2 separate regions of the Homo sapiens genome follow, and region 2 is linked to region 1. Evidence: read pairs that join two places in POLR2A ChIA-PET (ENCODE). Cell type or tissue: Panc1. All regions are shown on one strand. Each heading gives the region's core, and the rest is flanking DNA. Links, peaks and the distances in the headings are about the cores only.

What was found. Peaks named below come from ENCODE experiments on the same cell type or tissue, not always from the same donor. Only the 100,000 strongest peaks of a DNase experiment are listed, where the experiment ranks them.
Region 2: POLR2A ChIA-PET joins it to region 1 with 12 read pairs; 2 of 35 experiments call an interaction of 5 or more read pairs at or near these places.

The regions. Positions count from the first base shown.
Region 1 is chr3:112,089,488-112,100,302 of GRCh38, reverse strand. It overlaps C3orf52 (chromosome 3 open reading frame 52), which reads right to left. Exons shown (of 6, transcript NM_024616.3): 2 at 6,814-6,943. Among named protein-coding and RNA genes, the nearest start is that of C3orf52, 8.5 kb to the right of the region's middle. In Panc1, for the core only: no CTCF peak of the experiment used is centred there; a DNase peak (open chromatin) is centred at 2,722; H3K4me3 peaks cover 461 bases; H3K27ac peaks cover 4,549 bases.
Region 2 is chr3:112,302,099-112,312,913 of GRCh38, reverse strand. It overlaps LOC105374042 (a long non-coding RNA gene), which reads right to left and starts at 10,436. Exons shown (of 5, transcript NR_147411.1): 1 at 10,200-10,436. RefSeq lists an enhancer at 9,917-10,789. In Panc1, for the core only: no CTCF peak of the experiment used is centred there; no DNase peak of the experiment used is centred there; H3K4me3 peaks cover 269 bases.

The sequences.
Region 1 (10,815 bases), core at 1,297-9,296:
TGGCTAGAATATAAGAAATTAAGCTAGAGAGAGAGCCCTTAAACGCCAGATACCTTCAAGGGGTAATGGAGTGTTGTTAAACATCGCCCACGAAGAAAGTAGAGGCTGGTGTTTAATGGAGGTTAATCGGGTGGTCATGGATGGGATAAATGAAACGAGGAGAGATGAGGCAGAGAGGCCAACAGGCACAAGTTTGGAACAGACTGATTTGACTGACAGCAGAAGGAACAAAAAGAAAAAATTAATGAGAAAGCCCAGGATAGTAGAAACAGAGCTGGCTTTAAAGGCAGCCAGACTCAGTCTGAACTCCTGTTGGCTATTTGTTAGCCAGGTGACCTTGAGCAAGTCACTTAAATCTCTGAAGCTACTTCTCCAACAGAAATATCAACACCTACAATGTAGGTGATAGTAAAGATGAAAACCAACATGCATAAAGTATCCTGCATGGTGCCTTGTAGTAAGTGGGAAAGTTGCTATCAAGACACTACCAAGGAATAACTGGTAAGATTTGGCCATTATCTAGATATGAGAAAGAAGAAATCAAAAAGGTTTCCAAGATATCAAGCCCAGGAACAGGAAGAATAATAGCTACTGTATTAAGTATGACGTGCAAACATTCTACTATGCACCTTATGAATATATTTTCCTCACATAATCCTCACATTAACCCAATGAGTTAAATATTGTTGTTTTCATTTTTAAATGAAGACACTGAGGCTTAGAGAAAATGCATAATTTGTTCAGGTCAATGAATTAGCATGTATTAGGGTCAAGGTATATTTATAGACTCAGATTCCGAAATCCTTTACATTTTATAAATGGGAAAACAGGCCCAGAGGCTTGACAAGTTTGCCTAAAGTTACACAATTGGATAGTAGCAGAACTAAAATAAACTTGGTCTTATATAAAGGGTGAGTGAATGGGGAAAAGATGAACAAATTGGGATGAAGGATATGTTATGGTCTGAATGTTTGTGTCTCCCCGAAAAATGCATATGTTGAAATCTAACCACCAATGTGAGCGTGTATTAGTCCATTCTCACACTGCTATAAAGAACTACCTGAGACTGGGCAATTTATGAAGAAAAGAGGTTTAATTGTCTTACAGTTCTGCGGGCTTAACAGGAAGCAAGGATGGGAGCCCTCAGGAAACTTACAATTATAGCAGAAGGCTCAGGGGAAACAAGCATGTCTTACCATGGGGGAGCAGGAGAGAGAGAGAAAGAGCAAACAACAAAGAGCCACACACTTTTAAACCATCAGATCTCATGAGAATTCACACACTATCATGAGAATAGCAAAGGGGAAATCTACCCCCATGATCCAATCACCTCCCACCAGGCCCCTCTTATCATTCAACATGAGATTTGGGCAGGGACACAAATCCAAACAATATCAGATGGTCTTAGAGGGTGGGGCCTTTGGGAGGTGATTAGATCATGAGGGGAGAGCACTTTTGAATGGTATTAGTGCCCTTATAAAAGAGGCCCAGAAAGCTGCCTTTCCCCTTATACCATAGAAGATATAGCTAGAAGGCATGATCTACGAAATAAAAAGTGTGCCCTCACCAGACAGCAAATGTGTGCTGACACTTTGATCTTGGAGTTCCCAGCCTCCAGAACTGTAAGCAATAAATTTCTGTTATGTATAAGCTACCTAGTTTATGATATTCTGTTATAGTAGCCCAAGCAGACTAAAATAGCATACAAACAAATGGTAGTTTCACATGTATAATAATTGAGATGATGACAGTTATTTTTAGATAAATATCTCTAGCCAAGAGTACTTCCAAAACTCAGGAAAATTGTACAGATGTAGATCTAGGAGTCACCTTCTTGGAGGCATGGCTGCTGTCCTGGGAGTGAATGAGCTCTCCAAGAAAAAGAATGAAGAATGTGAAAAGTCACGAAGCTGAAGAGAAGCCTCATGAACCCACAATGCAGATGCCAAGAGCAAAAATAGCAAAATCAACCTAAAGTCCAGGAGTTCTATAGACTCAGAAGAGTATAATGAAGTTGGCAGAGCTAAAAGCTGACAATAAGGCAGGAGACAGAGAAATGTTGGCTTCCACGATCAGACAATTGCTAGTAATCTTGGGAAGAAAAATTGGGAACCAATAGATACAAGAGGTTTGGGAGTCTGCAGGAGGCAAGATTCAAATGCAGACCTTTCTTTCTGGAAGTGTGCCAGTGAAAGAAGGGAGAGAAAAACACATATCTAAATGAAGTAGCAAGAATCCTGATGGAAGATTGCTTTGAAGGAGAGAGGATGCTAGTGCATTTGAAGAGTTAACCCATTTATACCTGAGGTTGAACTTTTCGAATTTTTGCATTCAGACTTTGGTGATGACCTTGAGCAGTAAGATATAAATAACTTCTACATGATTAGCATTCCAATAATGGAACACTAGGCATAAATTAAGAAGAACCTGAGGATGCTTAGAGAGAGGAGGAGATATCTGAAGATCTCTGGGTCAGAGGAAGCTGAAAGATATTATATGGAGACCACAGGTAAGGGTGTCCATCTTGGTAGAGAAACATCAGCGATTTGAAGAAAAGATAAACAGGTGAAAATGGAAAGAAATTTCAAGGTACTGGGTCTAGCACTGCTCTCATGTTCCTGCCCCAAAGGACCTTGGCAGCTTATAGCTTGTTAATGCTGTCTGCCTAGGATTTTCCCATGAGTCACCCTACACCAGGGAGCATTACCCTGTGAAAACTGTCAGTCTGCCAGAACCACATGACATCATAAAATGTAGCTCTTATTCACAACTGAAAGGCAAACAAATCCACTCAACACAACGTCACTTAGGAAGTCGTTGCTTATATCTCAGTACCACAGCGTTCCTACTCATAAAAGGTGTATAAATTAAGAGATTAGGGTCAGGCAAGAATCTGGGGTATAATGTTGGGGGATATCACATGAGGGTCTCCAGGATGTTATCAATTTAAATCATGTTTCTAAGCATCCACCTACTTGTCACAGTTTTGTTTTTGAAATATTTAAAATATTTTGCCCCAACCAAAACTTCATTAGTAAAGTGTTATTCAGGGTCTCACCTCTCCATGACTAGGGTGAATTATTGAAGAAAGGAGAACCCTTGAGAACACTCAACTGATCCTCCAAATTATCCAGAAAGAAAATGACTTTGAGAAAAAGATGAAGGCTTTTGTTTCTGTACCTTTCAAATCAAGAAATTTATAATTCCTTATGAGGAAGGAAAGAATCCATTAATACCTTTTCCCTAAAGAGTCTCAAATAACAGAATTCCCTGGGTTCCACTCATAAAAATGGACATTAAAAAAATTTCCATGTCGATTGTGAGTCTGGTGGACAGGTAGCCTCTTTTCCCTAGCACATACAAAGCCCCTACTCAGTGCTTTAAGCTAAGCCATGATCCTGAATTTGTCATTCTTCAATGGCATACAAGGGAAGAGTAGTGGGCAAGCCCAACCCATGTACAGGCAATGAAGGCTGCACAGTCTGTAGAGAATGAGCAGCAATAATAAAACCTACTACAAGTTGGTCTGCTTTTATTATCACCACATGCTGACAATTCTTAATTCGAGTGAAAAAATATAACTCCCCACTGGACACCCTGCCCTGGGTACCCAGGTGTCCCCTCCCCAACTTTCTGTTCTGAGATGCTTTCACTGTCCCATTTTATGTCCACCCCAACTGCACAGTTTTGAAGGCTAAAGAAATTCCGTCTTAGTTATTATTTCACTGTATTAACTTCTGATTAATCCCAGCTCTGGAAATGCCTCTAAGATTTCTATTTCATCTACTGTTGCATGTATAAGAGCACATACTTACCATAAATCTCACCCTCAGGTCTAAACAACCTTAACGTTATCTACATGCCATAAATCTTGCCCTTATGCAATTATAAAACACATCCCTTCTGAAGCATGCATACCCTTTTTCTGTGGTATTTAAGCCCTGGGCCTTTGGGGTAATGGTGCAGGAATGCACCATCTCCTCTCACTGCTGCCCAACGCATGGCTTCTGTTCCTAAAACCCTGTTAAATGTTTCTTTCTGAGTAACTGGATTTGTCAGTTTTTCTTTAGCCTCTCAGCTTCCTCAGCCTTTCTGGGTAGTTTTGCAAAGACCTGCCTACTGAAGAACAAAAGTTAACACTTCCGCCTCCAAGCTTCAGTCTGAAGACTACAGAGCCTTGAGACAGGAGATTAAGGGGTCTAGAGAAGGGTAAGCAGGCAATGAATGGCAAATATAGTTCCTGAGGAACCTTAGTCACCCAGTAAATCCAGACAGCCACAGGCACAGCCCTTGACTCTCCCAACAGTGTTTTTATCCCCAGACAACATTTCCCATGCAGTACTTGAAAGTTCCACAAATATCTGATTCATATTAATGGGCTTGGCAATTAGGAAGTGGCTGATTATTGAAGATCATCCCCAAAAAATGCCTACGGAACTGCTCTAGGTGAGGCTGGGACTGTCACAGAAGGGAGCCCCTGCCCCACCCCTTTTAACCTACTGTATCTCCCCCCACCCCCACGTCTAACATGACTCTCCCCACAGGATCAAATACCTAAGAGCTGAGATGCCAAGTAAAATACAAGTATTTCCTTGATTTAAAAAGTAGTTTGAAAAAATCTCTCTTACAGCATTGACATGTTCGAACACAAATTTACAGTTAAATTAAAAATAAAGTTTGCACTACAAGTGTTAAAAAAATTCTTCCCTGAATATTATCCCATAACCTTTTACATCTCCAGAAAAACTGTGGAAGGAAGTGAAATACCTTCCTCTTGCAGACTGCTCTTTGTGAGGTGAAGAGGTTAGATGACTTTTTGAGAATGGAAGACAGATCCTGGGTCTTGCGCTTTAGAATCCTGAATATTAAACCATCTAGATCTCTTGAATCATCCTTTATGATAGGCCCCAGATGCCAACAGGATCCAAATATCAACTTCTAGGATAGCACCAACTAGTTATGTCAGGACAAGATTGTGCTACTCAACCTCATTTTCAACATCCATGTGTTGGAATTGATATGAATAGGAAGTATGGCAATGCTCACACCAAAACTATTGTCCTCAGCATGACGGAGGAGGTGCAGCACACTTCATTAGCTTTTTCCTACCTTAACACCAGCTTATATCCTCAAACAGTCATCCAACACACCTGAACAATGCCCTAAGTAAATACGTAGATATGGTGCCTGGCCAGGAAACTTATGTGCTGGAGGTTGGCTGATGTCATCAAAGTTTTCCTATTCCTTCAGGAATTACAAAACTCTAAGACAGGAAATTAAGGGGTTGGGAGAAGGGGAAACAAGCGGTAAATGGAAAATGTAGTTTCTGAGGAAAATTCCTGAGAACTCCCTCTGGAGAGACTGGGGAGTTACCCCTTCTTCTTCTCATTCTATGACTGGGTTTGTAACTGGGAGCTGGACTCAACCCATGCCGCATGAAGGCTGGATCATGCTCGGGAGTATCCCAGCCTCAGTCGAGCCCCTCTCTACCATCACCCCCACATATAAATAAAAACAATTTTCTTCTTTCCCATTTTGAATTGAAATGATTGTCCACTGGAGGATGTAAAAACTTTAACGAATACTAATAATCATTAAAAAATTGGTAACTACCTAAAGAACTTTAAATGATGTGGAAGACTGTATCATGCAAATCATAAAAATAATAATGTTCACAAATAATTTTTAATGACTTGGCAAAATGATCTAAACATAATATCAAAATCCTAAAGGTAGTCCACAAGACTATAAAGAAATCTAATCTCAAATTATTTTAGAAATGCAACTAAACAAAAGACTAGAAGAAAATATGACCAAATATTAATATTACAGATGGGTTTTATGGGTAACTGAACATATATCATTTTTCAATCAAAATAAGCAACAACATGAAATAATATATGGAATAGATGTAGTCATATATAGTTAGCATTCTATACATTTTTTGTTTTATACACACATACAACACTAATAAAATAAACAGTCATTTCTAAAACAAGTTAAAATTGGGCCAAGCATGGTGGCTCATGCCTCTAATCCCAGCAATTTGGGAGGCCAAGGCAGGCAGATCACTTGAGGTCAGGAGTTCAAGACCAACCCGGACAACATGGCAAAACCCCGTCTCTACTAAAAATACAAAAATTAGCTGGGCGTGGTGGCACATGCCTATAATTCCAGCTATTTCGGAGGCTGAGGCATGAGAATTCCTTGAACTTGGGAGGCAGAGGTTGCAGCGAGCCAAAGTCGTGCCACTGCACTCTAGCCTGGGTGACAGAGTAAGACTTTCTCTCAAAAAAAAAAATAAATAAATACAATAAGTTAAAATAATGACAGCTTATGGACACATGGTTCTTCAAAGTTTTTTAAAACTCTTTCAAATACATTATTTATTATTTTATCATCATAGTAATATATCAGACACACCAGATGAAGTATAATTATTTTTAGCAAACAAATGAAAAGAAAAAGAATTCAAATCAACAGGTATCAGGATATAAATAAAATATAAATCAGTGTTTAAGTAAGTTGAAACATTAAGAAACCTCTTCAAGATCCAATGAGCAGAGTTTAAAGTAAAACACTGGTTTCTATATTTCTTCTGGAGCTTATAAAACAACAAAATACAACAACAACAGAAAACAAAAACACAAGAATCAGGCATATCTCCCACCCATACAATATATTCCAAGCCGGTCTTAAATTCACATTATAAATAATGAAATGGCTATGAGTACATCTTCCATTTCAGTGTAAGTCACAAGCCTTAAGTAAGTTCTTAAAATGTGTTATTTATTCACATCTAAATCCTCTTACCTGCAGCAAGACATAAGCCTATGATGATCACTGTAATGACACCTAGGAAAATGGAGGTGATGATCATCCACAGTTTGCATCTTCCAACCACATTCTTATTACAGGAGCTCCAGGGGCTTTCCTTGTTAGCCTAGAAAGGCAGAGGGAGATTGTGAGGCAGTCATTGTGTTGCAACAGACAGTTCTGAATACCTAGGATGTGCCAGAGACACAGAAATGAAGGCAGCAAGACCCTGACCTTAGGGCAACACTCTACTGAATCAAGTTTTCAAAAAGAGAGATCAGAGGCAGAACAGAACCTCATCAAGAAGTTAGCAAGAAAATCCTCTGGGGGCTCTGAAGTGGGGAGGATAGGCAGGATTTTGAAAGATGGATTTTTGAAGGCATTCCAAACCCAGGAAAGAGCATCCAAAGTGTGGATTCGTAATGGAACCGGCCAGCAGACTAGCCTGCCGACTGGAATGTGGGTTTCAGAGGCAAATAATGAAAGTTAAGATTAGAGAGAGTGAAAGGCTGGGAGCACACTCAGAGGGTGTTGATAGCTGTCCCAGAATAGATTGGACTTAATTGGGTGTGCACTGGAAACTTGAAGGTTTTGAAACACCAGAGCCGAGTTGAAAATTAAGGGAAAATCATGTGTGGTTTAGAGTGGAAACACCAAGAAAAAGCTACAAGGCTACTGCTGTGGCCTAGGTTCTATGTAAAAAAGGGTTGGGAAGGGAAATGAAAGGACAGCTGCAAGAGACAACAGGAAATAAGCTGCAAAGCTGGAGTGAGAAGGCTGGAGTGAGGCAGAGGAGGGGTCAATGAAAACAAGTACAACTGCTATGGTTTATTGAGCACCAGCGTCATTTCACTTAACCCTAACAGCCCTTCAGGGTGTGCACTAGTCCATTTCAAAGACGCAATTCAGAGAGATGAGCCAGAACCAATCCCTGCTGTGTGTCTCCACAAAGCTCTCCAACTTTCCCTTTTGTCCACATCACTGTGCAGAGCTCCGGTTTATGAGGGTGTCACAGAGGGGCCCCCACCTTACCCTATATGGTCCCATGACTCTTCTCCTACTTCCCACTCCACCATTAGATAATTCTTTCATGGAGACCATGGGAAACAACAGAATACAATGGGGAAAAAATGTGTCTGTATCTAACACACTTGGATTCCAAACCAAGATATACCACTTAAAGGCAAGGTGGCTTTAAGCAAGCTACTGAAACTCATAGGCCCCAAAGTCCTCAGCTTTAAAATATATAAATAGTAAATTAGCTCACAGGACTGTTGCAAAAACTAGAGATAATGGACACAAAGCATCTGCTAAACAATTATTGGGAGTTCGGCCAAAGGGTGCAACTGCGCCTCAGTCATTCCTCAGCGTTCACCATCCCACAAAGCAGCAGCCGGCACTCGAGGAGACTCGCTCCTGACCGACACCTGGCCACCTGGCCTGCTTTCTCTCCCATTCTTTTTTTTTTTTTTCTTTTTTTCTTGAGATGGAGTCTCGCTCTGTCGCCCAGGCTGGAGTGCAGCAGCACGATCTCCGCTCACTGCAAGCTCCGCCTCCCGGGTTCACGCCATTCTCCTGCCTCAGCCTCCCGAGTAGCTGGGACTACAGGCGCCCGCCACCACGCCCGGCTAATTTTTTGTATATTTAGTAGAGACGGGGTTTCACTGTGTTAGCCAGGATGGTCTCGATCTCCTGACCTCGTGATCCTCCCGCCTCAACCTCCCAAAGTGCTGGGATTACAGGCATGAGCCACCGCGACTGGCCTTCTCTGCCATTCTTATTTTGGTGCTGGCCATCAGAAAACGAATCGGTCAGTCCACACTTGGACTGTATTTCCAACCTTCTCAATTAGAGGTGCCCAAGCCTGGCTGCACATCAGAATCACTGGGTAAGGATTTTAACTGACACATACCTAGGCCCCACCTGCACCTAGTGGACCAGATTGTAAGGGAGGTGGGAGGAGGCCATGGCAGACCTCTGGTCTGAGGCCTCCCACCTTTCGGGAGTTAGGTCAAATCTCCCCTTTGGTGGAAGCCTCCCTCCCCACCTGCCCTTAGTGAGATCTTCCAATACCTGAGCTGTCCACATAGCCCATCTGCTGTTGCCACTGACTGCCCTGTCCGGTTTCAGGTTCAAAAACAAACAGAGCCTGGCCTTATCTTCCTGCGTAAACTGAAACCACATAGAGGAGGGGTGCTCTTAAACTGCCCTGTTCTTATATTCCACACCTGTGCCTTCTACAAGTAATATACATTTAACGATTGTGGGCTGTTTAGTTGTAGAGGCCTCCCAGAAATTTTAAGAATGGACTTTGAGAAAATCTAGATGAGGGGACAAATGTTGGATTTCCCAAGTGCACTTTACACTGACTCTGAGGCCTAGCCTGTCAGAGGTGCGAGGGGAGCACTTAAAGGCCCTAGGGATATCTTGACAGAGGAAATCCCTCTTGAGTTAAGTGCATTTCTGGAATCCAGGGATAGGGTCACCTCTCATCCCCACTCAAAACCTGCAGAACTGCTTCAAAGCCAGGGGAAGCCACACGGGAAAAAGACATCCCAGTACAAAGAATCTTCAGTTTCTCAGGGGACAGAAACATCTCCCCATTTACAGAGCTCCTGAGGCCAAAGCCCTGGTGCTATTTTCAGCCCTCATAAAAGGCAGCTGGGACCCATAAAGATTAGCACAAAAGGAAATATCTAGTTTCAAATGAGCCATAGAATGAGTGTCAATGCACCTCCTTGGCCTCTCATGCCTTTATTTATGCTGTCCCTTAGAGATCACAAATTAGGACTCTGGTGTGTTGAAAAAAACCACTAATTACTCTATGACTTCCTGGAGGAACTCAGCTTAAAATTTTACAGCCGTCATCTATAGGAAATGCCTCTTCCTGTAGCCTAGTGCCCTCACTGACCTGTCCTCAGCTCTAAGAGGAAGACCGCTGAGCGCTATCCCTTACATGATTAATATTCACAGACTTTATGTCATTATAAAATGGTCTGTCACAACAAAAAATAAAAATAAAAAAATAGCCAGACATGACGGTTTACACCTGTGGTCCCAGATACTGAGGAGTCTGAGGTGGGAGGATCGCTTGAGCCCAAGAGGTCAAGGCTGCAGTGAGCTATGAGCATACTACTGCACTCCAGCCTGGGTGGCAGGAGTGAGACTCTCTCAAATGAAAAAAAAAAAAAAAAAAAAAGCACATGAAACTGTCAGACACTCCCAGCCAAACAATAGACTGTACAGTGCTTCTCAGCTGTCTGCCCATTAGAATCAGCTGAGGAATTAGTATCTTTTAGAAGTAACGCCCGGAGATTCCAATGTGCCCTGAGGGTGAAGAGCCTGTGACACAGTAGGTGTGTGCTACCTGTGCCATCTGAGTCTTGCCTCAAAACTGGATCATGAAGACACACTGCCTTCTTCACTGGCTTCATCTCTCTTGCCCAAATTCTAGATCGTGAGGAGAGGCCACACATAGATTCTTCTGCAAGGTGCCTTCCGGAGATATTTGCAACTGCATCTTACATTCTATTATTGTTTTACATGGCTTAATAATTTACATTTGCAATCTGCATCTTATATTCTGTGATCATATTATATGGCTCAAGAATTTTCAGGGCTTTCCTATGAACATTCCCCGGATATTTACATCCGTCTTTAGATAAAGGTCTAAATACATGACACAGGATCCTGCAACAGTGGCAGGATACCTATCTCTTACATCTAAAAAGCCTTTCTTCTTTTTGACTCAATCAGAAGCAGATATTATATAGATCAGGGAAAATTTTCTTACAGGTAGGAAACTCTTCATAATACTCATTGTGGGATTTAATCCACTTGTTTGATCCAAGCACAAAAGAGCCAGTTGATTCTTGTCCTAAACTGAACAACACGTGGCAATGGAGCTAATTTTTAGCTAGCTCATTGAAATAAATCTTTTTTTTTTTTTTTTTTTTTGAGACGAAGTTTCACTCTTGTTGCCCAGGCTGGAGTGCAGTG
Region 2 (10,815 bases), core at 1,111-9,110, 210 kb before region 1:
GAGAGAGAGACCTAGAGTTGAAACAGGAGAATCTTTTATTGAGTGCACTCAGGCCCAGCTGACTCAACGTCCAAAAGACTGGGCCCAGAACGAAGACAGCACTTGACTTTTATACACACTTCACAAAAGAAGGTGGGCTAGCTTGAAGTAAGCTTACAGTGGCATGAAAGCAGGGATACAGAGGCAGGACAAAGATGGTTAATCAAATTGTAACAGGTTCATAACTCAGGATTACACATAACCATTGCTATGCAACCCAGATGTCCATTATCTGGGTTTGCCTAGGCACAGGCGTATCCTATAACCTTCACTATGGCGCCCAGGTGACTGTAACTGAGATCTGCTCAGACGCTCATGACCTTCACTCTACTGCTTAGATAAAACAGATTACTTGAAGTCACTAGTTACAGAGAACAGGAATCTGTGAACTCATTCCATAAAACAAAGGAAAATTTGTTTTTCTTCTCCTTATGTTGAGAGAGTGCTGGGAGAGTCTCCAGAGCACATTAGATAATATTATCAAGACTCTTCCTGGGTCTGGGCTGTGCCTGTTGCTGCCCCTGGGACAAATCAGCCTAATACAGAAAAACTTTTTTCTCTTTCTTTTTAATTTTATTTTTCTTTAATTTCCCACCTCAATAGCCTATAGCCAAGGTACACAGGCCCACTAAAAGAGTGAGAATTAATCATAAGATTTTAGAATGCTTTCTCTCCACAATTCCTTACCACCATCAATAGAGCTCTAGTATAATAGCATTGGATTATAGCTGAAATACTTGCAAGTCTCAGACTCTAATTAATAAGCAGTTCTTAGAGATATTCAAAGAAAATGGGGAAGAAAAAAACAAGGAAACTATAGATATGTGAAGCCCTTGACACCTGCTGCTATAGTAAACAATAATGCAACCCAACTTTTAGCCACATTTGCATAAAACCCACACTAAAAGCCTATTTACCTCAATTTCTATTACCTCATGTATCATGTCTGGCCTTTGACAAAAAATTGCAAGGCATGTTAAAAGACAAGAATGGTTCAGGAGCAGTGATTCACATCTGTAATCCCAGCACTTTGGGAGGCCGAGGCAGGCAGATCACGAGGTCAGGAGTTCAGGACCAGTCTGTCTAACATGGTGAAACTCCATCTCTACTAAAAATACAAAAAAAATTAGCCAGGTGTGGTGGTGCACACCTGTAATCCCAGCTACTCAGGAGGCTGCGGCAAGAGAATTACTTGAACCTGGGAGGCAGAGGTTGCAGAGAGCCAAGATTGCACCATTGCACTCCAGCCTGGGCAACAGAGTGAGACTCCGTCTCAAAAAAAAAAAAAAAAAAAAAAAAAAAGACAAGAACAAAGGCAGTCTGAAGAGACAAAGCAAACATTAAACTATATTCAGATAAAACACAAACTTTAGAATTATCCAGCAGGAAATTTAAAATAACTATGATTAATATATTAAGGACTTGGGTAGAAAAAATAGACAATGGACAAGGATAATATAAGCAGAGAGATGGAAACTTTAAGAAGCAATAAAAAGAAAATGCAAGAGATAGTAATAATGATAATCACAACAGAGTAACAAATTGAAGAAAGTCTTTGATGGGCTCATCAATAAATTGCACATGGCCAAGGGAAGAATTAGTGGCTTCTAGATATTTCTAGATATCTTCTAGATATTTCAATAGAAATTTCCCGAAGTAAAATATAAAGGGGGAAAAATAAAATATCCAAAAATGGTGAGAAAATTATTTTCAAATAATTTTTATGCACGATTGGAATACCAGAAGGAGGAGAGAGAATTAAGGAGAAGAAATATTTGAATAATGGCTGAGAACTTTCCAAAATTAATGGCAAACATGAAATCACAGACTCTGAAATCTGAGATAACATCAAGCAGAATAAACACCAAAAAAAAAAATCTACATTATGTTCAAACTTCAGAAAAACAGACAGAGAAAATCTTGAAATAAGAGAGAGGAAATAAATCTTACCTATAGAGGAAAAAAGAATAAGAGTTGCAATGAATTTCTCATCAAACCAATTCAAGCATGGGGAGAGTGGGGTAAAATATTTAAAGTGTTTAAAGAAAAAAAAATCCACCAACCTAAAATTCTCATTTAAAAGTGAAGGATAAAGACTTTCTCAGACAAATAATTCATTGACAGCAGACCTACAGACTTGCTGTGCCAAAATGTGTGTGTGTGTGTATAAAAGAAGCTGTTTTGATAGAGCAAAAATAATATAGATAGAAAACTTCAATCTACATAAAAAAGTAAAAGCATCAGAAAAGAATAAATAAAGGTAAAACAAGATATTTTATTTTTTACATACTTGATCTAATTGTTCAAAGTAATAACAGTGACAAAACACTGTGTAATTATAGCATATGGATAAATAAAATAAATGGCAAAAATATTATAAAAGATAGGAGGGAGAAACTGGGAATACTCTGTTATAAAGTACCCACAATGCTCATGAAATTGTATAGTGTTATTTTAAAGTAGATTACAATTAGTTGTAAATGTATCTTGCAAGCTCTAGGAAAGCCACTAAAATGTTTTTAAAAAGAAGTCTAATGGGTGTGCAAAGAGAGGAGAGAAAATTGAATCATATAAAATACTTAATTAAAACTAGAGAAGCTAGGGAAAGTATGAAAAAGAAGCAAATTGCAAGGGTAAACAACAAAACAGTTATAAACATAGCAGATATTAATCCAACTATATCAATGATCACCTTCTAATGAATGGTCTAAGTATACCAATTAAAAGTAATTGCCAGACTACATTCTTTATTTATTTTCTTTCTGTTTTTTTTTGTTTTTTTTTTTGAGACACAGTCTCACTCTGTCGCCCAGGCTGGAGTGCAGTGGCGCAATCTCAGCTCCCTGCAACCTCCAACTCCTGGATTCAAGCGATTCTCCTGCCTCAGCCTCCTGAGTAGCTGGGACTACAGGCACGTGCCACCACACCCAGCTAATTTTTGTATTTTTAGTAGAGACGGGGTTTGACCATGTTGGCCAGGCTGGTCTTGAACTCCTGACCTCAGGTGACCTGCCCATCTTGGCTTCTCAAAGTGCTAGGATTATAGGCGTGAGCCACCACACCCAGCCCAGACTACATTTTTTCAAAAAAATCTTATGCTGTCTACAAGACATTCACTACATGCAGTCAGCCCTCCATATCCATGAGTTCTACATCTCTGGATTCAACTAGCAGTAGATAAAAAATATTTGGGAACAAAATGGTTAGTTGTGTCTGTACTGAACAGGCACAGACTTTTTTTTCTTGTCATTATTCCCTAACAATACAGTATCACAACATTACATAGCATTTACATTGTATTAGGTATTATAAGTAATCTAGAAATGATTTACAGATTCTCTCAGAACCATCCATGGAAAATTATGGCAAAGCCACTGAAGTCACAGATGAATCAATGGAACAAGACTGACTATTTAGAAACATTGTGATGCAGTATTTTAAATACAGCTCTGGTTTTAACACTGTATACAACTTTTATATAATTAAATGGACCTTTAGTTTTACAGGAGAAGCAGGTTGTAAAATAAAGTATTTTATAGATGATTTCTAAAAAGTCGTACATGTAAGAACTGTGAGTATCAGCTCCTCTGGGTTCTGGTTACTGCTGACTTTTTGTTGGTCTGAGCAAATCAGTAATTTGTGTATAGATTTTCTAAAATTTAGAACTAGTTTTTATATTGGAAGGTAATAATTATAATTTTGAAAGATTTTTGAGATTATCACTTTTAGTTTATACACATACAATAAAACTTTTTGTCTTGTCTCTTTCTGATAGCTCTAGGAGTTTCATATTTTGGTCATAGTTTCAACATTTTAACATGTGAATTATAGGGTTTCATGCTGGCTTCCAGATTTTATTATTTGACCACAAACAATGAAGTTTGAGCTATGTATAATATATATAATATATTATATTATTATAATTATATAGAAATATGTAATTAATATATTATTATATTAAATTATATATATAATATTATATAACATATATATATAATTTGAAGGAGGGAAATGTTATCCTTCTCTGTTTCTATAAGAGATAAATACGGTGGATATTTTTCTATTCGTAATGATTGAGTTCACCTCTTTCAGAAGACATTTTCTTTCTCTTCTGAGTAATTCAAAAAAAATCTGGCCCTTGTGAAACCCTGGAAATCTTAAGTCTGTTGAAATACAAGGTTAAACACATTCCAAGAGATCTGTTCAAACTAAAATTATTTTTTATACCTTGAGGTGCTTGATAAAAAGACTACATTATTTATGAGAAAATGTGGTTTATCTTGGAAATTGTGTTCAAACATTAGCTTACTATTTTGTAAAATAAATACTTATGAAGCTAACACTGTTGCAGGATTCAGGAGGATGAGAAAGACCTGGGGTTGAAACAGGAGAATCTTTATTGAGTGCACTCAGGCCCAGCTGACTCATGTCCAAAAGACTGGGCCCGGAACAAAGACAGCACCTGACTTTATACAAACTTCACAAAACGGGGTGGACTAGCTTGAAGCAAGCTTACAGTGGCATGAAAGCAGGGATCCAGAGGCAGGACAAGGACAGGATTGCATACGACCGTTGCCAAGCAACCCAGATGTTCTTTATCTAGGTTTGCCTGTGCACGGGCTTATGCTATAACCTTCACTGTGGTGCCCAGGCACCTCTAGTTCAGGCCTACTCAGGTTTTTCATGACCTTTGTTGTACTTCTTAAATAAAACAGAATACTTGAAGTCACTAGTTAAGAGAACAAGAATCTATATACTCATTCAATAAAACAAAGGAAAATTTGTTTTTCTTCTCCCTGTGTTGAGGGAGTGCTGGGAGAGTCTCCAGAGCACATTAGATAATATTATCAAGACTTTTCCTGAGTCTGGGCTGTGCCTGTTGCTGCATCTGGGACAAGTTAGCCTAAAACAGGAAAACTTATTTCTCTTTCTTTTAATTTTATTATTTTTTTTAATTTCCCGCTTCATTCCCCGCTTTGAGGCCTTTTATAAAAGAGTTTACTAGAAGGCCTCAATATTACTTAATTTTCCATGAAGAGACAAGTTTTCTTCTTTGAGCAAAGGTTGATATTTACACAAAGCCATTAGCTGAGTGGTAGTTTGTCTAGCTATGTTTTTAGCCAACTGTGCAAACAGATACTATAGTACTCTGTGGAACTGTGGATTATGGGAAAGAGTGAGCCTAAGGATGTTATCCGGCAAACATTAAAATATAAAGATCTGACTTCTTCGTGGGAGAGACACTTTGGTCTGGTTTAAGAGACTTCCTTTCCTTGACCCAGTTCAAATCTTAAACCAGGTCCTAGATAAAAGCTTAGGGTTCTAGCATACATAAGACTGGCTATTCCTCGGGTCACAGAATGAATAGGTGGTTTGGTTGTACATACAAGTCTCCAGAGGGGTTTCTGTGTATTCATAGTATGTATGGTACAATAAAGTCTTAACTACTGTGTTTCTTATTTATGTAGTGTGCACGCACTGATGGCAACTATCTATGTGCTTTTCTTTTTGTATAGACTTAGGTGCAAATGAAGCCAAGGCAAAAAGTAATATTCTTATACTAAACATGGACAGAAAGAGTTCTCCCTTGGACAGACAGATTGGCAATAATGATAGCATAGTAATAAAACAACTAGTAATACTAAGATAGTAATTAAACGTAAAATTTGTATTCACATCTACTCATTTGATGATGACTCCTCAAGCTTTGGCCATGCGTAGACTAGTCAGTTTCCAGTTGTGTGACTAGAGCAGGGCTTACAGTTTTCCTCAAGCTTCTGCCGTGCATAGACTGGCCAGCCTCCGGAGTGGCCACAGCAGGGCTGCTGTTATTTCTACTAGTTACGTGGTCTTGTCGCAGGATTGGCCGGGTTGGACGGTCTGGGTCTTATTGACTGATCCACTGATCCTGGGCTGCTGGTTTTAGCCGACTGTGGTGAATCCAAGGCATGATTCCTGAAACTTTAACATAAGTGGGAGTAGACAAGATTATAGAATGGGGCCTATCCTATATGAGTCCTAGAGTGGTTGGATTTTATTTTTTAACTTAACTAAGGTTCCTAGTTTTAAAAGGGTGTATTGGGGGTCTGTCAGACTTATAGGCATTTTTTCTATACCTAGCCATGAACTTTTTGCATGGTCATACCTAAAGACTGCATTTGCCTTTTTAAAGTTAGTTTTCCTAGTTTACAGAAATCACTTTTAATCTGACTTATGATGGGGGGTGGCTGGGTGAACAAAATCTCACAGGGCAAATACCTAGTTTGTTTGGTAGGGGTGCACCTTACTCGGAGGAGGACCATGGGCAAGACCTGATCTTAACTTAGATGAGTTTCTTGGCAAAATTTCTTCAGCAGCTGTTTGAGTATCCAGTTCATGCACTCCACTTTACCTGAGCTCTGCAGCCTATAGGCTGTATATAATTTCCACTTTGTTTTTAATAATCGAGTTAAGTTCTGAACTATTTCAGCCACAAATGTTGGTCCATTGTCTGATTCTAGAGTTAGAGGCAGTCTAAATCTGGGAATAATGTTTCTTAACAACATGTTGGTCACCTCTAGTGCCTTCTCTGTCTGGGTGGGGAAGGTCTTGACCTATCCTGAAAAGGTGCAAATGAACAGCAACATGTACTGATAGCCCCCCTCTCAGGGCAATTCGGTGAAGTCCATGAGCAGTTTTTCACAGGGTATGGCTCCTGTTTTCTGAACTCCCAGGGGCTGCGTAGGCCCTTGTCGTGGATTGTTCTGAACACAAGTTAAACACTGTTTGTTTATAAATGACTTGAGTAATAGCAATGAGCCATGGCACACAGAAAATGATGCCCTAATAATGTCTTCAGTGCTGGTTTTTTTTTTTTTTTTTTTTTTTTTTTCCAATGTGAGTTCCTTGGTGGAACTGTTTTACAAATCTAGGGGCCACCATTTCAGGTATGGCTAGCCTCACATTGGAGATTTTTTACCATTCTCCTTCAATGTAGTTTCTATTTTCCTGGGCAAACCAAGCCCTTTCATTTGGAGTGTAGCTTGGGATCTCTGGGAAGGGAATCTCCAGGAGGAAAGGTATAGCTAAGGCTTCTTTACAAGGTGGAGTTGTCACTGCAGCCTGCTTTGCCTCTTTGTCTGCCTTTCTGTTTTCTTTAGCCTTCAGTGTTCTTGCTTTTTGGTGCCCTTTGCAATGCATTACTGCTACCTTTTTGGGGGCCTATACAGCATTTAAGAGCTGTAGAATTTCTTCCTTGTACTTTATTTCTTTACTTCCAGCAGCTAAAAGTCTTCTTTTTTCTTTGTAAATAGACTCATGAACATGCAAAGTGGCAGAAGCATATTTGGAATCTGCGTAAATATTTGCCTTCTGGTCTTTTGCTAGCCAGAGAGCTATTAGCTTTGCTTTCTAAGCAGAAGTTCTTGTAGGCAAAGACTGCACCTCTACTACTGAGTTCAAAGTTACCACTGCATATCTAGCTTGGCAGACTCCCTTTAGTATGAAACTGCTTCCATTAGTAAAATATTCAATGTCCGGGTCCCTGAGGGGCTGATCTGTCAAATCTCTCCGGCTTGAGAACACTTCATCTACCACGTCCATACAGCAATGAAGGGGGCCTCCTGGCACTGACTTGATGAGGAAGGAGCAAGGTAGCTCCTTGCTCCTTTAGGAGCTCCTTTAGGGTATTCACAGTCTCTAAAGTCAGTTTATTAGCTTCCTGCGCCAGTAGGGCAGTGGCAGCTAGTGCTTTAAAACAAAGAGGTCATCAAAGTGCCACAGAATCTAATTGCTGGATAAGTATGTCACCGGGTGATGCCATGACCTTATGGCTTGAGTTAGAACCTTTATGGCGTCCCTTTCACTTGTGGGCATACAAGAAGAAAAGCTTAGTTAGTTAGATCTGGTAACCCTAAAGCTGGGGCCTGAGTCAAGGCTTTTTTTTTTATTTCCTTAAAAGCCTTTTCCTGGTTGGCCTTCCAGAGAAGGGGCTCCTTCTTTCCTCCCCTTTGTGGCTTCGTATAATGGCTTATCCATGAGCAAGAAATTTGGGATCTAAATGCGGCAGAACCTTGCTGCCCCTAGGAACTTTTTTATCTGATGCCTGGTGGTTGGAGTAGGAAGTGCATAAACAGCCTGCTTTTGTTCACTACTAAGCCATCTTTTCTCTTGGCTTATGTAAAAGCTTAAATACTGGACACTTTTAGAGCAGATTTGAGTCTTTTTTCCTGACACTTTATATCCTGCCTTTTACAGCAGGTGCAGAAGGTCTTGGGTTCCTCCTGGGTGCAGTAGCCCTTGGCTGGTGATTTTCTTATACCATCGCCCTAACCATTTTCCTTATTCTTTTGACATTCATCTTTTCAGTGTCCTTTCCTTTTGCACCGTGCACATTAATCTCTCTTTAGCCTCGGCAGGCCTTCAAATTCTTGTCCAGAATAGCCTCTTCCACGACTACGTTCATGCCCGCGTCCAAGCCTCCTTGCAAAGTCAGCTTCTCTTCCTCTAAGGGCTGCTGCTAGCAAATTAGCCTTTCTTAATGATCAGCCTCCTTTTTTGCCTCCTGATCTCGGTTAATGTACACCTTGGTAGCCACTTTAATAAGCTGAGTGGCATTGACGCCTGCGGAGCTTCTAACTTCCGCAATTTTTGCCTGATATCTCCCTGGGCTTGCCTTACAAACGCCATATTCACCATGCGCTGATTTTCAGCAGCCTCGGGGTTAAATGGAGTGTACAACCAAAATGCGTCACAAAGTCTTTTATAAAACTGGCTGGTGCTTTTATCTGTACCCTGGAGCACCTCTGAGATTTTTTCTATATTGATTGCCTTTCTCTTCTACCATCTTTTAGCCTTTGCAGAAGTGCTTCTCTGCATCTTTGCAGGCACAGAAGCTGGACTGCATCATCTGGGTCCTAGTGGGGGTCCACTTGTCCTCTTAAGAGGTATAAGCATAACTTGGGCACGGACAGACCTGAGATAGCCTGCCTGACTTTTCAAATCTTTCACTTTAACTTCCTGGAGCTCTGATTTCTCCTTCTCGGGTGAGACTGGGAACATGTATTGGTTTGAACTTAACTTCTTAGGGGCAGTTAGGCTTGGTAAAGGGGGGGTAGATTGTCCCGTTATTCTTGCAAAACCAATTTTTTTGCCTTTCCTGAGACTTTTCTTTTGTCTCTATAGCTGCCAGGGCAGCTGATTTTTACCTTCACTTTTGGCTCGGCTGTGCTACAAGCCCCTGTGACTTTCCTTTTAACTCTGTAGCTGCCAGCGCAGCTGATTTCTCTTGGCTTGAGCTGCGAGCATTCTGCAATAAACTGCTAGGCAGGGCTGCATCTATTTAGCCATGAGTAAATATAAAGTCTTTGTCTGAATGTCCTGGCTGTCCTCCCACCCTAGTCACCACCTTAAAACACATGGCCAATTTCTTTATCTATAGTGCCTTGGGCCAGGCAGCCACACTAAAAGAGGGCTATTCTAATTCACAGAGAGTTTTCAGCATCTGAGGGGTTAACTTGACTCCTTAATCTCCCGCAACGCCTTTTTTAAAGTTCTTTAGCATGCATTCCAAGGGGGTGGGTTTTGAGGATTTTCCTCCCATTTCCTCCCAGTAACAATGCATCACATTCAGTCTTCCCTTTCTCCCTTCAAGGCTCAGCACACTCCCTTTTCCTTTCCTTTTAGGCTGATCAGACCCAGTTGGTCCTATATGTTGCTCGGAGCATACAGCCTCTACTAAGAGACCTGCAGCCCCCTGCATGTCACTCCTCACATTGGTTTCTCCCGGAACCGTCTCTTTCACACACTTTCACAAACCTCCCCTGCCCCGGGACTCCTCATCAGATGAAACAAGTGTCTCTCGTGTCCCGGGTGGGTTCACATGCACCCACACACTCCCAGTTGGGGTGGCAAGCCACTCTTGCCACCCTGCCAGCAATCTCTACCTTGCTGCACTTGCCGCTCTATTGGCCCATTTCCTCCCCTTTTCCAGTTCCTGTCTCCAGATCCAGTGAACCACTTTCACTTTGTTAGTGGGGACAAGAGGTTCATCCAAATGGGCAAGACTCTCCTGCCGCCCCCAACCGCTCTGGGTTGGATTAGTGGTCATTCCCTGGGAAGTGATCAAGCTCCCCTTTGTCCTTAGGGGACGGGCTTCCCTGCCTTGGGCCCCAAAACCTTACCACGGTTCAGATGTCTGCCTGCTGCTCTTGAGATTGTCCTGCAACCCTCCAGGTTCTGATGCACCATCTGGGGAGGGGCGCTGGGGAGTGGAAGAGCCGTTTCCTTCTCTGGGCTTAAGTTCTTCCAGTGGTGCCTGAAGTTACAGGTCTCCCACTGCTGGGGCCCCAGACCACCTACAGGCAAAGGAGACAGCCAACCTGTCCTCTCCACGGCCTCCTGGCTGACTCACCAGAAATGTTGCGGGATTCAGGAGGACGAGAGAGACCTTGGGTTGAAACAGGAGAATCTTTATTGAGTGCACTCAGGCCCAGCTGACTCATGTCCAAAAGGCTGGGCCCAGAACAAAGACAGCACCTGACTTTCATACACACTTCACAAAACGGGGTGGGCTAGCTTGAAGCAAGCTTACAGTGGCATGAAAGGAGGGATCCAGAGGCAGGACAAAGACAGGATTGCATATGACCGTTGCCAAGCAACCCAGATGTTCCTTATCTAGGTTTGCCTGTGCAGGGGCTTATCCTATAACCTTCACTGTGGGGCCCAGGCAGCTGTAGTTCAGGCCTACTCAGGCTTCTCATGACTTTTTTTGTACTTCTTAGATAAAACAGAATACTT